Linked DNA regions of Homo sapiens: region 2 is linked to region 1. The links are chromatin loops, found by intact Hi-C in ENCODE. Cell type or tissue: heart right ventricle. All regions are shown on one strand. Links, peaks and the distances in the headings refer to the core of each region. The heading gives the core; the rest is flanking DNA.

Region 1 (8,940 bases), core at 439-8,438:
CTCCATCTCTAAGAAAAAAAAAACAAAAACAAAAATCAGCCAGGCGTGGTGGCGCATGCGTGTAGTCCCAGCTGCTCCAGAGGCTGAGGTGGGAGGATGGCGTGAGCACAGGAGGCGAAAGTTACAGTGAGCCGAGATGGCACCACTGCACCCCAGCCTGGGCAACAGGGGGAAACTCTGTCTAAAACAACAATAATAATAATAAAATAAAAAATAAAAAAATCTACCTATATCTCTAAATGTTAATAATTCCCTTAAAATTACAATAAAAATGTTATCACACCTTAAAATTAACAAATCCTAATATCATCAAAGATCCTACCAGTGTTCAGATTTTCCTGATTGTCTTTTTTACCTCCTTGCTCAAATCAAGATTGAAATAACTATAAATCTCTTTGAATCTATAAATTTTCCTCTGCCTCATTTTATTTTTTGTATTGTATTTTGTGGAGAAACTCGTTGTTTGTCCTGCAGAGCTTCACACAGTCTAGATTTTGATGATTGTATTTCTGCGGTGTTACTTAACATGTTCTTTGTCTTCTGTATTTTTCTGTAGATTGGTAGCTCTAGAAGCTCAGCCAGACTCAAGGGTGATGTTTTGGCAAGAATACTTCATAGGTGATATGCTCTGCTCCCTTAGGAAGACTGAAATCACCTGGTTGTCTCTTTCGTTCTTTCTTTTTCTTTTCTTTTTTTTTTTTTTTTGAGACAGAGTCTCACTCTGCCGCCAGGCTGGAATGCAGTGGCATGATCTTGACTCACTGCAACCTCCGGCTCCTGGGTTCAAGCGATTCTCCTGCCTCAGCCTCCCGAGTAGCTGGAACTACAGGCACGTGCCACCACACCCAGCTATTTTTTTGTATTTTTAGTAGAGACGGGGTTTCATCATGTTGGCCAGGATGGTCTTGATCTCTTGACCTTGTGATCTGTCCGCTCGGCCTCCCAAAGTGCTGGGATTACAGGCATGAGCTGCCGTGTCTGGCCCTGGTTGTCTCTTTCTATGACGTTAACAGCCATTGGTGATCACTGGCTACATTTATAGTTCTCATTAGAGGTTGAAACATGGGGATATTCTAATTCTACCTCCTTCGTTTATGAGCTGGAATACTTCCATAAAAAGATACTTGATCGGTGAGTTCAAGACCAGCCTGGCCAACATGGAGAAACTCTGTCTCTACTAAAAATACAAAAAATTAGCTGGGTGTGGTGGCGGGTGCCTGTAATCCCAGCTACTTGGGAGGCTGAGGCAGAGAATTGCTTGAACCCGGGAGGCGGAGGTTGCAGCGAGCCGAGATCGCACCACTGCACTCCAGCTTCAGCAACAGAGCGAGGCTTCATCTCAGAAAAAAAAAAAGAAATACTTGCTCTCATCTACTATGTGGTTATCCTGAGGTACAGTATGCATAGGAAAGACAGAATAAATACTTGATTCTTTCCCTGTATTTACCAGTTTTTAGAGCAATGAATTGGTTTTCCTGGCATCCTTCAAAAGTGACCAATGCATTTTTCTGTTTTCTATTTTCTTCTTTTTTAAGACAAGGTCTCATTCTGTTGCCCAGGCTGGATTGTAGTGGTATGATCATGGCTCACTGTAGCCTTGACCTCCTGGGCTCATGCAGTCCTCCCACCTCAGCCTCCTGAGTAGCTTGGGACTACAGGCACACACCACCATGCCTGGCTAATTTAAAACAAATTTACTGTTTTTTAGAAATAGGGGTCTTGCTATGTTGCCTAGGCTCATCTCGAACTCCTGGGCTCAAGCGATCCTCCTGCCTCAGCCTCCCAAAGTGCTGGGATTACAGGCATGAGACACTGTGCCCCAGCCATTGTTTTCCTTTTTTAATATCATTATTAATTTATGGATTGAAACACATTTGATATGTTTAATGGGAAAATAAAAGCTATATGCTTAGCTCTTTTCAGGGAAAAGAAAAAAAAAAACCAGAACCCTAGAGGACACACACCAAACCATTAAGAGTGGTTACATCTGAGAGACCGTTTTACTCTCATTATTTCTGTATTGTTGACATTCACTTATAATGCACATGTATGACTTTTGTAATTTAAAACATATTTGATATGTTTCAATTCAACGTAGTTATTATCCTCATTGATGCTGAAAGTGACCCATCTTTGGCCACTGGGAGCTTCTTTATATTGGCTCTTGAGTCTTGGTAGGACCCTAGTATCTCTGATAACTTCTTTGCTATTTATTCTAATAAGATACTCTAGCTCATTTCCTGTTCCAGACCTGGAATCAGCCATTTTTCCGAGGAGCCTAGTTGTTTTAGGAGACAATGGCATTTAGAAACCACAATCTGGGGGCCAAGAGATGGGCCTACTTTTGATTCTAAGAGAGAAGCCAGAGTTTTAGTTCCCAAGAGGCAGGTCACAGACAAAAAACTTACTCTGGGGCGGGTTCTGTGGCTCACACGTATAATCCCAGCACTTTGGGAGGCCGAGGTGGGTGGATTGCTTGAGCCCATGAGTTCGAGACCAGCCTGGGCAACATAGCAAGACCTCATCTCTACAAATAATTTTAAAAATTAGCTGGATGTGGTGGCATGTACCTGTGGTCCCAGCTACTTGGGAGACTGAGGTAAGAGGATTGCTAGAGCCTGGGAAGTAGAGGCTGCAGTGAGCTGTGACTGCGCCACTGCACTCCAGCCTGGGTGATGCCATAAGACCGCAACTCAAAAACGCAACAACAAAAAAAAGTTACTCTGTACTCCTTTGTTCCCATTATCTTCTGCCCAAGACAATGCTAAACAGTATTCAGATGTTGCCAGCACTGTGTTCAGCTATCTGAGGATGACATCTCTTCCTTTTTACTCAGAAATCGGAGTGGATTTTGACCAATCCATTTGTGGCAGGGGATGGAGGTCGGGGCAGTAGACTTGGAAATATTTGTCTGTAACTCAGCACCAGGCTGTGAGGACAACTGCTTCAAAGAGAACGGGACTTGATGGGCAGTGGTCACTTCCAATCAAATCTCCATTAGCTTATTGGAGGCAGGATTAACATTCCATTCTGTAGTAGGAAGATTAAGCATAATTTCTGGGCAAAGAGCAAATTCTCACAAGGATTCTGCAAACATGTTATATTTGTTACAAGTGGGTAATTCATCTTTCTGGGAAAATTACCTGCAGGACTTCGAGGAATTTACTTAATAAAAAAAATAGATGACAGTCACAATTTTATAATTCCGTTTGTTTTCACAAGCCAGGAAAACTCATCAATTATGGTGAGTGAAGGGGGAGCTGGGTTCGTAAAGTGGAATTTGACCAAGGTCTCTCAGAATAGCCATGCTCCAGGGAAGTGGGATTTGGAGATACTAACATAAAAAAAAAAATTGGCTTCAGAAACAATGTGTAGGAAAAAATTATTGAGTTATGAACTCTTACAAAGAACATAATGAGAAGTGAAAACCCTGAGAAAGTTTGGGAAAACATCCAATCCTCAGAATACATGAAATAAAATTGAGGATTTTTTTTCTCTTTCCTACTATTAGGAATAGGTTCAGAAAAATGTTATTGAGTTCCTTTTATCGCCATTCAAAAAAATTGTTGCTGTTATGTTTGTTTTTGCTGAATGTGGTAGTATAGTTCAATGCAGAGAGCATGCCAGGAAACCAGGGTTGTAAGTCCTGGCTCTGCCACTAATTTGCTCCGTGAAGCTACCTGCTCTTTCTTGTACCTTCCCTGGGCCTCCATTTGCCCATCTGTAGAAAGCAGAGGTTGCTAAACATGGGCAGTGGCTGGGAGGGCTGCATGTGAATCACCAGGGACAGCCCAAATATCCACCAACAGGGAAAGGGTTAAGTCATCCACAACAAGCTACACAATGGAATTCTCTGCAGCTGTAGAACAGAGTGAGGTAGACATATGTGTACTGATGTGGAAAGATGTCTAAGCTATATTCGGTTTTTTGTTTTTTTAAGTGAGTGGGGATCTAGTTTAATGGGAAAAATAAAAGCTATATGCTTAGCTCTTTCCAGGGGAAAGAAAAAAAAAGCCAAAACCCTAGAGGACACACACCAAACCACTAAGAGTGGTTACCTCTGAGAGACCGTTTTACTCTCATTATTTCTGTATGGTTGGGATTCATTTATAATGAGCATGTACGACTTTTGTAAATTAAAACAAGTTTTCACTTAAAAAGAGATTCTGATTCTCTTTGTCTGGGTTGGAGCCCAGGAATCTTAATTTCTTTGCATTCCCCAGGTGATTTCTGATAGAATCACTGAACCAATGGTCACAGAGGTCTTTTCCAGCTTTAACACTCTATGACTCCACAAAGTTTATTTGACTCATGACTGGAAAAAGGGAAAGAAGAACCAAACAGGAGAAAAGGAGACAGCAAGAAGGAAAGCACAACATTAGAAGCATAAATAATAATTACCAAGGTGTATGTCTCTGCATGGTTTCTGGTGCCCCTTTGCAAATGTATCCTATATGTGATGCATAGCAACCCGGGGGTCTAAGCAGGGCAGGTATCAGGACTGTCCCCATTTTACAGACGGGGACACTGAAGTTCAAAGAAGTTAAGTGCTTTGAGTAAATTATCCAGTTTGTAAATGGCAGAGCTGGGATTACAACCTCAGGATGTCTGACTCCAGGGCCAATGCTCTTGCCATCCCATCAGCCATTAGGGACACAAAATATTTTCCTTACTATGGTCATCAAGTATTATGTTTATGGCTTAATAAAAAAAAGTTATTTCATAGAAAAGTTATTTCTATGAAATAACTTTTTCATAGAAAAGGAGGGAGGGAGAAAGCATAATGATCACTGACATTTAATAAGGGCTTACTATGTTCCAGGCCCTGTGCTAAGCACTTTGCATTTTCACCTTTCATCCTACAGTAAGCCAACTAGGTAGCTACTGTTTTCACTCCCACTTTACAGATGATCAAACTGAGGCTCAGAGAGGTTAAATAATTCACCCAAAGTGAATAAAAATTAGTACTGGGATTGAATCCAGGTCTTCTATCTGAATAAATGAAACAGAGAAAGAGAAGGGAAGAGGGAGGAAAGTGACGGAGAAGTGGGTGTGCTTTTCCCGTCTCCATGGGGCTCCTGTTTCTTAGGGCTGTCATCACCCCACATGGCAAGGGCTCCTCGGGGCCTTTCAGAAGGAAAGCCCAACCTTACTGCCCAGCCTAGCACTGCCGGCTGCCAGCCAGCCTCTCTCCCACAGTGTATTTCCTTTGCCTACGTTGACAGGTATCCAGTTTCACCAAAGGCTCCAAGCTCCCAGATCTGGTTTTCATCAGGAGCTAGAGCTGAGCCCTAGAGCAATTGCCTGGCAGCCTCAGTGAAGCCAGATGGAGCCCAGCCACCTTCTCTTCCCCTGAGGCCTCCTGAAGAAGGGCTCTTGATGTCTGGAGCCCAGCCTTGGATGGTGGCCCTGCGGGTGCATCTTTCAAGACCCCTTCCTTTCAGCTTTGTCTCTAGCAGCTAGTAGAAGTGACACAGGGGGTGCATAGATCAGGCCAATAGCCTCTCATTGAGGATGTGCAGGGAACAGCCGGGAGAGGGTCTGGGGCAGCAATGAGAACAATGCTGTTTCCTTCCCACCCACCAAGCAGATCCTACCTGTGCATCTCCTCCACCTGGCCTGGGAGGGCTCGGATACACTCCCTGGCTTTGATACACCCCCTGTCCCTGTGGAACCTGTCTGAGGCCAGACAGGGAGATAGACAAAGAACCACAGCTGGACAACCATGACCAAAGCAGAAGTTGTAATTCTGTGGGCACATGGGGAACTTGAGATTCATCCTGGCCAATGCACGGGGCAGTAGGCACTGGAACTAGGACTTGGAGGAAGCGGGTGGAGTATTCCAGGCAGTGCTGGAGCACAGGGAAAAGGAAAGTGGGGTAGGCCTTGCAAAGCTGGGCATGCATCCATGGGGCTGCTTTTGTGTGAATTAGAAAAGGAGACCTTTTCTGGGCAGACAAGGAGGGTACTCTATCCTTGCTTTATGCAGTGCACAAATTGTGCAACTATACTAGTGGCCCTGGGGCTGTGGCCACTAAATTTCATCTGCCTTTTACATTTTCCCTTCCTCTTCAGGTTACAGAGCCCCTATTTCTAGAAAGGAAGTGATTCTATGTGGTTACTGTGGGGCTAATCCATAAGCCTAACAGGGGTCAGCCCTTGATTCAGTCATAGCCAATTACAGCACTGCAGCTTCATGGCCATGGTGATCAGTTCTGAGACAGGCATGTGATCCAAGCTAAGCCAATCAGAGCCCTCTCTGGGACCGCAGCCGGAGCATTTAGGCAGAAGGTGCTCTCTTTCGTCTGGGTTTGCTGGCTACGGGGATCAGGTAAGCCTAGAACTGTGGGGTCATCACTGGTACTTTGCGGGAGACTCTGCCTGAAAACGAAGCCAACACACAAAAATGAGCAGATGAGAAACAAAGAGAATTCTGATGTTTAAACTCCAGGATTTGCTCCTGGAATATTCCATTCACAAGAATGAATAAATTCCCTTTTTTGCTTAATCTAGTCTGAGTTTTTATGCTTCCCTCAAAAGGACTAAGCATTATGGAAAGAATTGCTAGGATTCAAGCCAATGGACACAGAGTACCTTGAAAAACCAAACCAAGAAAGCTTTGGCTGGGCCTCGGGTTTCTAAGTCAAGAGCTGGAGATGAGAACACAGGCATGGAGTCTGACTGAACTTCATTCAAAGCTGTTCCCAGGTGGCATCTCCCTGCGTGCTCACCACAGCCTCAGGAGCCAGGTGAGGCCAGGCCACTGGGATGTGGACTTGCCACTCAACCTGTGATCTGGGTGAGCCTTCGGCTGACGGGCCCTGGGGCACAGCAGGCTCTTAGCACTCGGGGAAGGACCAGCCAGCAATGGCTGTCTGAGTTGGCAGGAAGGGTCTGTGTGCTGAGCTCCTGGGAAGTCTTGTGGGACTTATGACATGTCATGCAGTCAGTCCACTCTTGTGCCCCTGGGCCTTTGCATATCCTGATCCCTCAGCCTAGGACACCCTCACCATGTTGTCTATCCAGAAAACTTCTACTCTGCCTTCAAAATTCAGCTCAAGGGTTACCTCTTCTGCAGAAACTTCTGTGGCAGTTTTAAAACATGGCTGCAAGATTTTGGTCTCAAGAGATGAATTCTGTGTCCCTGTCGCTTGAATCTGGTTGGTCTTATGACTGCTATGCCCAATAGAGTATGTTGGAGGTGATGCTATGTGTCATCTTAGGCTGAGTCATAAAAGGCCATGCAACTTCTGCCTTGTTCGTTGGGAACACTCACACTTGAACCCCCGATACCATGTAAAAAGTCCAACTGTCCTGAGACCACCAGGCTGGAGAGGCCACAAGTAGGCACTTTGGTCGACAGTCCCAGCTGAGCCCACTCTTCAGCCAGCCCAGCCAACCCAGCCCAACTCTTCAAGTCACCTCTAGCCATTAGAGTCACCCCAGCTGAGGCCCAGGCCTCACGGAGCAGGGAAGACACACCCTGCAGTGTCCTATCCAAATTCCTGAGCCATGGAATCTGGAAGCATAGATGGTCGTTTTATGCCACTATGTTTTGGAGCAGGAGATAACTAGAACACTGTCTTTGACTCATCTGGGAAAACTTCAGTGCTTCTTCCTTTATTTGTTTCTTCCCTGAGTTCCTCCTGCATTGCTCCTGCAGAGCCCTGGCTACACTGGGCTGTGATCATCTCACGACATGCCTATCGCCCCAATAGACTATGAAGCCCTGGGGAAACGGGGCCAGAGGCTGTTTCTCACGAGACAGAGGGGCTCCTCTAGGCTGGAGGTCACACAGAAGCCCACAGCAAGGCTGACCTGAATGAAGTCACTGAGGTAAATGACAGCTGCAGGCTCCTCCCATCAGTATCAACCATGGACAGCATCAGCCCAGAGACTGGAGAGGGACTGAGCCCACACGAGGACCAAATGGCCTCCACCAGGCAGAGAGAAGAGCTCTGGGGCCAGGAGACAGGCCCGGAACACTTGCCTGGGAGACTCAGAAAGAGAGGTGCAACCTGCACCACTGGGTAGTGGATCTGGCTACTTACTGAGACCACCTTGTTCTGCGGGGAGAGGAATCAGGGAGCTGAGCGGAGTCCCAGATGAGCAAACAGAAGTTCATCTGCCAGAGAACCCAGAGGAGCAGGAGGCTGAAGCTGAGAGGGCGTTTCCCTTTCTTCTTAAGAAAATTGTTCAGAATTGATGAAAATAGCTGGGAAAGCATTTGTGGAAATGTTAATAGCAGGGAAAGTTAACCCAACTTGAATTCTCTGCCTTGAGTTAGGAGGGAAGACGGCATGCCAAGCAAACATGGATCTGGATTTCAGGGCAGAAGGATCCACAGATGCACAGCCCAGCTCCCAGGCCCAACAGTGGGACTCCGGTACAGCCCGAGGCTTTTGTAGAGAGGTCAGTGTTCTTGTCTGAGCCTCTAGTAACCCTGCGAGGTTTCAGTACGAGGAGCAGGAATTAAGATACTGAAACAAAAGGAAGAAATGGACTCGCATTTGTTGAGCCCACTATGTGCTAAATGCTTTATAGTCATTGACAAATTTAAACCTCATAACAATATTTTAAATATGTAGTAAAGTCCCACTTGATAGCAGAGAAGACTGAGGCTCTGAGAGTTGTAGTAGAGTTGGGGCAGTCTGATTTGAGACCCCCTAAGGGACAAGGGAGATGACATGGAAGGTCAGAGCCCCTCGGGCTGGTGCCTCTGTGACCCTCAGTGGCCGGGTATCCCTGTCTGCACAGTGAGAGGGCTGGGCTCATGATCTCACCCAGATCTGGGCTGAATCCCACCTCTGTCATTGTAGGGCAGCGTGACCTTGGGCAAGTTAGTTATACTTCCCGTGCCTCCTACAGTTTACCAGGGTTGATTGTCAACGACAAGAGCTGGCCTTTCTACTTCTTCCACCATCCATCTTCTATATGGAG
Region 2 (8,940 bases), core at 610-8,609, 57 kb after region 1:
AAAGAGGCCCCAGAGAGTTGCCTTGTCCCTGTCATTCATGTGAGGACACAGTGAGAAGTCGCCATCCATGAACCAGAGGATGAGCTCTCACTAGACACTGAATATGCCAACGCCTTCATGTTGGGCTTCCCAATCTCCAGAGCGGAGAGAAATACATTTCTGGCCAGGCAAGGTGGCTCATGCCTGTAATCCCAGCACTTCGGGAGGCTGAGGTAGGGAGAATGCTTGAGTTCAGGAGTTCAAGACCAGCCCGGGCATCATAGTGAGACTCCATCTCTATTAAAGACACACACACACAAATTAGCCAGATGTGGTGGCTTGGGCCTGTGGTCCTAGCTAATCAGGAGGCTGAGGTGGGAGGTTTGCTTGGGCCAGGGAGGCAGAGGTTGCTGTGAGCTGAGATCACATCACTGCATTCCAGCCTGGGCAACAGAGCAAGATCCTGTCTCAAAAAAAAAAAAAAAATAGAGAGAAAGAAAGGAAAAGAAATACGTTTGTTAATCTGTTGTTTAAACTACTCATTTATAGTATTTTGTTATGACAGTTCAAAAGGACGAAGACACCATCTTTGTCCCTTCACCTCTCCCCTGGCCTTTTTAGTTGGGGCCAACACACCCACACATCACATCCCAGCAGTTTGTAAGAGTAAACTTCAGGCAGTAGTGGATCCAGGAGGCAATTTCTCACATCCTCACCTGTTCTGTCATCCCACATCAGCCTCTCAAGTAGCTGGGTCTCCAGGCACCACCATGCCTGGCTAAGTTTTTATTTTTAGTAGAGTGGGGGGGGGGGTCTCACCATGTTGCCCAGTTTGTACTTGAACTCTTGGGCTCAGGTGATCCTCCTGCCTCAGCCTTCCCTCAACCCCAAAAAACCTTTTTAAAAATACAGTGAGTTCTCACTTAATGTTGTCAATAGGTTTTTGTAACCCATGACTTTAGTGAAATGATGTATAAGAAAACCAATTTTACTATAAGCTAATTTTTGTTTTTTTTTTAGAGACAGGGTTTCACCATGTTGCCCAGGCTGGTCTCAAGCAATCTGCCTGCCTCAGCCTCCCCAAGTGCTAGGATTACAGGTGTGAGCCACCAAGCCCAGCCACTACAGGCTAATTGATAGAAATAAGAGTTAAGTTCTTATGGCACATTTCTGGTCATTAAAATATCACCAAACTTCTAAATAAAGACCCAAAACACTTATAATATTAAACATCAAAATAAATGTGAGCTATACATGCATTTAACAAAGAGTAATAAAAAAAAGTAGGCAATTACCCCATTTTTGGCGAATCAGTGTGTGACAGCCGTCATAGTGATGGGTTAAATCAAGGAAAAGGCCAGGCGCTGTGGTTTACCCCTGTAATCCCAGCACTTTGGGAGGCCGAGGTGGGTGGATCACCTGGGGTCAAGAGTTTAAGACCAACCTGGCCAACATGGCAAGACCCCGTTTCTACTAAAAATACAAAAATTAGCTGGGTGTGGTGGCTCATGCCTGTAATCCCAGCTACTTGGGAGGCTCAGGCATGAGAATTGCTTGAACCCAGGAGGCAGAGGCTGCGGTGAGCTGAGATGATGCCACTGCCCTCCAGCCTGGGCAACAGAGAGAGACTCTGTCTCAAAATAAATAAATAAAAATAAATAAATAAAAAATGTTAAAAAATAAAATCAAGGAACAAATGTTTGCAAAGTCAACATTGTAAGGAGCACCTCCTACCACCATGGAGTTGGAGTTCCAAAACAATCTCAGATCCAGAGAGCTTGCTGAGCACTTTTGTACTGCAGTGTATACTGCTGAACTTCTGGATGATTATCATACACTTCATGAATTTTTATTATTTATTTATTTATTTATTTATTTACTATTATTTGTTTCCCAAGACAGAGTCTTGCTCTGTCACCCAGGCTGGAGTGCAGTGGCTCAATCTTGGCTCACTGCAACCTCCACCTCCCAGGTTCAAGCAATTCTCCTGCCTCAGCCTCCCAAGTAGCTGGAATTACAGATGTCCGCCACCGTGCCTAGCTAATTTTTGTATTTTTAGTAGAGACGGGGTTTCAATACGTTGGCCAGGCTGGTCTTGAATTCCTGATCTCGTGACCCACCCGCCTCAGCCTCCCAAAGTGCTGGGATTACAGGCATGACCCACCGCACCCAGCCAAATTTTTATTTTAAAATAATTTTAATTTATTCATGCATTAATTTTCCAACCTGCTTATTCCAGTTCAGGGTGACAGGCAGCCAGAGTCTATCCTGGCCCCTCAGGGTGCAAGGTAGGAACCCACCCTGGACAGGACACCATCTCATCGCAGGGTGTGTGCACGCACAAACGCACACACACACACACTCGTCCTGAGACAATGTAGACATGCCAATTCACCTCATGTGCACATATTTGGGATGTGGGAGGAAGCCAGAGAAAGTAGAGAAAAAACCCGGGCAGATATAGAAGAATGTGCAAACTCCCTATAGACAGTGACCCCAGCCAGGAATCCATTTTTTTCTCATCAACATTATAATGAAACAAAATGGAGCAACAATGAACAAAATGACATTACCTGAGGACCTGCTGTAATTATACTCACAGAAAGTTGCCAAACAAATACAGAGAGATCCTATGTACCCTCTACCCAGCTTCCTCCAATGGTCACATTTTATATGATGGCAGCACACTTTTAAAATGTGAGTTTGGTACTTGGAACCATCTGGAAGAAGATTTGGCAGTTCACACCTTACCATTGCAAATCTACTCTGTCCAATCCACTGAAAGTCCTGGTCTTCTCCTCCTCCAGGACTTTGTTCACTCATTGGTACCGCCCAGAGACTCAGGCTGGCTTAAGCCAAAATGGAATTTGCTGGAAAGATGGTGGGATGCACCAGAATCTGTGAGAGCCTGGGGAGCAGAGCAGGAGGCAGGACAAGAACTGGGCATCCAGCACGCCTTGGCCAGGTGCCCAGGATGCCCCACAGTAGGGAATGAATGCCCACTGCTTTCTTTGTTTTTTCCCCCATCCTTTGCCATCTCTTTACGAAGCATTTCCATATCACCCCAGCCAAAAATGGCTTTATCCTCCTCTAGCCCACCCCTATAGCCTTCCCACCTGTAATTTCTTGGGGCCAAGGTCCTGATTTTTTATAGTTCATAACATTTAATTATAGTCCATAAATGTAATTGCTTGGGGCCAAGGTCTTGGTCTTTGTATAGTCCATAATATTTACTCAAAGTGAGAAACCAGCAAGATTGTGAATGAATAAATCCTGCCTCAGTAGGCAGTTAATTTTTTTAACCAAATCCTTTGACATATTCATACATAACCAGAATGAAAACAAAACTGCTCTTTTTTGGTTTGTTTTTCACTTCACTTCTTAATGGGAGTGTTAAAGCAGTCAGTAAGTGAAATAGGCTTTTGAAATCACTGACAAAGCTTTTAAGGAGCCCATGAACTTGCGAATAACAGCTACAGAAGGTTTTAATTAGCGTGCTGTGAAACAAAAGTCACTTGACCTCTAGGTGCCCTTCTTTAAAAAGTGAGATAATGAGACTGGCCACCTGCCTCGCTCACTTGAGATAGTGTGTTCATTAATGAGACAGGTGGTGGTGGCAAGGTGCTGGGACTCCTTTGGATGAGAGAAGGAAAAAGCTCTCCAAATACAAACTGTCATAATGATGGTTCTAGCCAAAGATCCTGTTATACCTAGACTCCCTCTGGTGACCAATTTAGCGCATGGTATATAATGCATTTTGAATTAATTGGTTTCTACAGCCTCTTAGTAGCCTGGGAGTTGTGGATTGGCTGTGGTTTTTACCTTTGTTAAGACAAGGTGAATATATTCTCCCCTCAGTGGAAGACAATGAATGGTTGCCCTTGTCATCTCTTTAATGCCACAACTCTCTTCACCTTTACACTGGTGCCTGGCTTGCCTCAGTGCTTTTTCATTTGGAAACCAGTGTTTTCAGCGCTGCTGAACAGTATGGGGAACATTACTATCACCATCTTCGGATCGCCAAAGGGCAGTTAAAAGGAAACAGGAGTCGATGCATTCTGTTTGGTCCCAGAAAGCAAAGTTGGGACAGGTGAGAACCAGATGAGCACAGGTTTCAGCTCAACATAAAAGAAAACATCTTCATAGACAGTCTGTCACACAATGGAACAGGCATCTCCTGGAGGAAGTGAGAAGGGACACTCTCACCAGAGACAGAACCTGTGTGGGACAGGGGTTTTGATTTGTAGACACTTGAATCTGAATCTACTGCAGCTAATTGTTTAACAGAAACAAGTTTATAATGATGAATTGGTGCTCAGCATCAATTTCATTCTCCTTGTGTTCCTTCCTCCACTGAGGAAGCTGGAAAGCTCAGATCTGTATTTCCCAGACTCCCCTGTAGCAGGATTTGTGGTGTGATTTGGGCTCAGCATATCAGATGGGCTTGCACGGAAGGTGAGGAGGAGGCCATACTTCTGCTGGGTCTGCTGATTTTTCAGTGGCCCTTGAGAATTCCAGTGTCCAGTCACACGCTTTATGTGTATTAAGAAGCAGAGCATGAGGCATTAACTAGTATAGATGGTGGCAGGCACAGAGTGACTCTTCAGCTAGCAGCAGCAGTCGTGGTATCTGATCATGGTGGTGTCCTGATTGTGACAATTTGCCAAGCTGGGTCTCACCTGCTGTCTTCTCCTTCAGACTTTCCGATAAGTCGCTTCCTTTCTCTGGGCCTTGTGAGAAACAAACTTACCTGTCCAAACCCAAAGAATGAACTCGGAGACCTGGAGATCAGCAAAAGTGAGACTTTTAATGATAGTCTTGCAAGATTGGGTGTCTGATGGGCAGACACACCCAGCACAGTTTTAACAAGCAATTTATACCCTAGTGAGCAGGTCCCTTCCCCTGTTCCTCATAGGCTTGAGTACTGTGGGGTCACAATCTTCCTGGACGTCGTCTATTGGTTGTTGGATAGGGGCTTTAGGTGTTTTCTTTAGGGTTGTCTTGCTGCATTTTGCTGCAGCCCACAATGCATCGCAATCCTAGTTAGCTCAGGGGCTCTTTAAGTGTTTGACTTACGACCTACGTAGCTGGGCAGGCTGATAAGAACAGACAAAGCAAGCTATTTTGCAGACTAATAAACTTTCATTTTAGACTAAACTTCTTTGGTTCGGGTGAGGGCAACTAAGGCGGCAGGGGGTGGTGAGGGGGCTGCGCACAACAAGCAGGCATCGGCTATCCAAGCAGGGGCCTAGTATATCCTGTTTCTTATGTAGTTTGCTAACCTAAGCTGATTTAAGGCACATTTTCTTGGAAATGGACCACTGTATACATTATTTCCTTCAGGCCTCACTTGCTTCATTTGACAAAAAGGGGTCAGAACACTGTCGCATCAGTTGAATCAGCTCCCAGCTTCCTCCCAAGGCTCATGCCCTACAGGAGAAGACATCCTAGGATTCAGAGACAGTTTGCAAAGGTCTCTACCTATTCAGAGCAGCTATTTTTCCAAATGGAGTCATACTTCCTAATAATCTCACAAACTCTGCATAGCAGAGCCACATCTTATACAGGCATAGGTTCTAAAGTCAGCATTTAAAGTAAAAATCCTATTTAGTCAAAATGACCTTGAAAATCCTCTAGGTTTTCTATATATTGCATTATTGCATGACAAAAATATCTTTGAATAAGATCAATACAGCCAGCTCTTCCTCCAGCATAGATAGACAGCAGCTTCTTCAGCTGAGTACCAGATACAGTAGTGGGCTTATGTTTTGGGCTGAATTGTATGAAAAATAGAAAATGTTCAACGCAGCTGGGTGCAGTGGCTCATGCCTCAATCCCAGCACTTGGGGAGGCTGAGGCAGGCAGATCACTTGAGATCAGGAGTTCAAAACCAGCCTGGGCAACATGACAAAACCCCGTCTCTACTAAAAATACAAAAATTAGCTGGGAGTGGTAGCACATGACTGTAGTCCCATCTACTCAGGAAGCTGAGGTGGGAGAATTGCTTGAACTCAGGAGGCAGAGGCTGCAGTGAGCTGAGATCACACTATTGCACTGCAGCCTGAGTGACAGAGCGAGACCCTGCCTCAAAAAAAAAAAAAGTTCAATACTACAGATATACCCGGTGCTGGGAGATAGATGCTTACATTATGAAAGATTGAGCTCGGGGAATGGGGTGACAAAGAGCAGGCAGAATGTGTAGGGCAGGGCTCTGAAAGTTCAAAGGCCAAGAGGCTGGGGGAGGGCCTCAAGAGATGGGCCTAGTGGGAGGCAGTGGTGCTGAAGGGTCCTCAGTAGCCCTGCCAAATCCTTCCAACCCGGCCTCCCTTTTGCTCAGCAGTGCCTGGTTTGAAAGAGCCCTTCCATGGGTCTGCCGGAAGAGCTGTCAGGAAGGCTGCAATAATGATGTCACCCATGTTGAGAGAGAAGCAGTGACATTGAGGTGTGAAAGATTGGGAAGATTTCAGGGAAAAAAAGGGTGCAGGGTGATGGATGGGTGGGTTTGCCTAGCTGGAGAGGAAGGGGGTGGCATTCATGGGAGATGAACGGGGGGTGAGGGTGGAACAGCAGAAACAGAGGCTGATGTGGGGAAGCTCAGGGCCTGCTTCCCCTGGAAAGCAGATGACTCAGTGAGATGACGCAGAAGATCCAGGAAGGTGAGAGGGCTCAAATATCAAGCTGGAGAGTTTATTTATTTATTTATTTATTTATTTATTTATTTAGAGACTGAGTCTCCTGCTGTCACCCAGGCTGGAGTGCAGTGGCACCATCTCAGCTCACTGCAACCTCCGCCACCTGGGTTCAAGCGATTCTTGTGCCTCAGCCTCCCGAGTAGCTGGGATTATAGGCGCCCGCAACCACACCAGGTTAAATTTTGCATTTTTAGTAGAGATGGGGTTTTATCATGTTGGCCAGGCTGGTCTCGAACTCCTCACCTCGAGTGATCAGCACCCCCTTGGCCTCCCAAAGTGCTGGGATTCCAGGCATGAGCCACCGCGCCCAGCCGAGCTAGAGTTTAGACTTTGATCTTTTGTGCACAGACTGGGGGTTTTGAACAGGAAAGTGGCTGTCATCAATTTGGTGCCTCAGGAAGCTCAGCTGGCTGTTACAGATAGAGTCAGGAGGCCAGGGAAATCCAGCCCCACATGAGGTGATGGCGAGGGCATGGAAAGGGAGAACATAGGAGAGGGATGTGGCATGCTCTGAGCTATGGAACCAAACTTCAATTCCTTCCATGAACATTATGTTAATCTCCCTTCTCTCTGAATGTCAGGATCAAGTCATTACATTTCCAGGGACAAAGCTTCTTGTTTTAAGAACACACAAAGGTATTCTGGGTCCTAAAACTGCAATCACCAGATGAGTTCTTCCTGCCTGCTGCACAGACAAAATCAATTCACTGGAACTGTGGCATTGGAGTAGAGCAAGTTAACTGACACGAGGCTGACCCAGACAGGAGAACTAGAGTTATCACTCAAACCAGTCTCCCTGAAGGCTCAGAGGCCTAGGGTTTTAATGGACAATTTAGTGGGCAGGGGGCTAGGGAATGGGTACTGCTGATTAGTTGGGGATGAAATTACAAGGGTGTGGAAAGCAGTCCTCATGCACAGAGCCCGCCTCTGGGTGGGGCCACAGGACCAGTTGAGTCATGAGTCACGAGTCCAGGTAGGGTCAGTCTGGAAAACATCTCAAAAAAATCTAATCTTAGGTTCTACAATAGTGATGTTATCTATAGGAGCAATTAGGAAAGTCACAAGTCTTGTGACCTCTGGCCACGTGACCCCTGAGCATTACTGCTCATGTTTTAGGGATTATAGAAGTTATCCCTACATTCTAGCAGAGTTCAAGCCCCTCCCATATTCTAATGGCTTTTTTAAAAAATTTATTATTATTATTATTATTTTTTGAGACAGAATCTTGCTCTTTTGCTCAGGCTGTAGTACAGTGGCACAATCTCGGCTCACTGCAACCTCCAACTACCTAGTTCAAGCGATTCTCCTGCCTCAACCTACTTGAGTAGCTGGGATTACAGGCATGTGCCACCATGCCCAGCTAATTTTTGTATTTTCAGTACAGATGGGGTTTCACCATGTTGGCCAGGCTAGTCTTGAACTCCTGACCCCAAGTAATCTGCCCACCTCCCCCCCTTCCAAAGTGATGGGATTACAGATGTGAGCCACTGCACCTAGCCTCTTATGGCTTTTCATTAGTCTGACATAGGCTGTTGTCAGTCCCTGAGCGAGGAGGGAGTTAGTTTTAGGAAGGGACTATTATCATCTTTGCTTTCAAGTTAAACTATGAATTCTTCCCAAGGTTAACTTGACTTATACCCAGGAATGACCAAGAACAGCTTGGAAGTCAGAAGCAAGATGGAGTCAACTATGTCAGATTTCTCTTACTGTCATAATTTTCCAAAGGCAGTTTTAAAACTAAGAGAGAAAAAGCACTAGGTTATGTGACATTTGACCCAGGAATGAGAAACCTTCCCTAGGTCTCTCCACCGCATGGACTGGAGGAGCCTCAGCTTGTCTGGCTTCTGCTTTTTGCTGCTGCTTGAGCAATTTTCCACCATCCCTCCTGCCAACACCATAGATACACCCTCAATGGGGAAAAACCTTTTTAACTTGAAAATTTAAGCGCTCACTTAACGGAAGTCACAGAGGTGAATATGACCAGAATCAATAGAGGTATCTTTGCCTCTGATGTTTCCCACTCCAGGTTCAGAGAGACAAGTTGCGTCTCTCTTTGAGCTTGCCTGCAGGATCACTTGATTCATGCTTTTTCTCCCATAAATATTTATTGAACACCTACCATGTGCCAATTCTAGGGGCTGGGGATACAGCAGTGAACAAAACAACCAAGTCCCTGCCTCATGGAACCTATGTTCTAGTAGGAAATAGACAACAAACAAATGAGTTAAATGTGCAGCATATTAGACCATGATAATGAGATGGGATGGTT

The links. Peaks named below come from ENCODE experiments on the same cell type or tissue, not always from the same donor. Only the 100,000 strongest peaks of a DNase experiment are listed, where the experiment ranks them.
Region 2: a loop joins it to region 1, with 2.1 times the contacts of the local background. A loop is called at or near these places in 5 of 110 quality-filtered maps.

Annotation. Positions count from the first base shown.
Region 1 is chr15:78,355,338-78,364,277 of GRCh38, forward strand. No RefSeq gene overlaps it. Among named protein-coding and RNA genes, the nearest start is that of CRABP1, 19 kb to the left of the region's middle. In heart right ventricle, for the core only: no CTCF peak of the experiment used is centred there; a DNase peak (open chromatin) is centred at 5,318; H3K27me3 peaks cover 1,427 bases.
Region 2 is chr15:78,411,899-78,420,838 of GRCh38, forward strand. No RefSeq gene overlaps it. Among named protein-coding and RNA genes, the nearest start is that of IREB2, 22 kb to the right of the region's middle. In heart right ventricle, for the core only: a CTCF peak has its summit at 3,694 (motif pointing left); no DNase peak of the experiment used is centred there; H3K27me3 peaks cover 957 bases.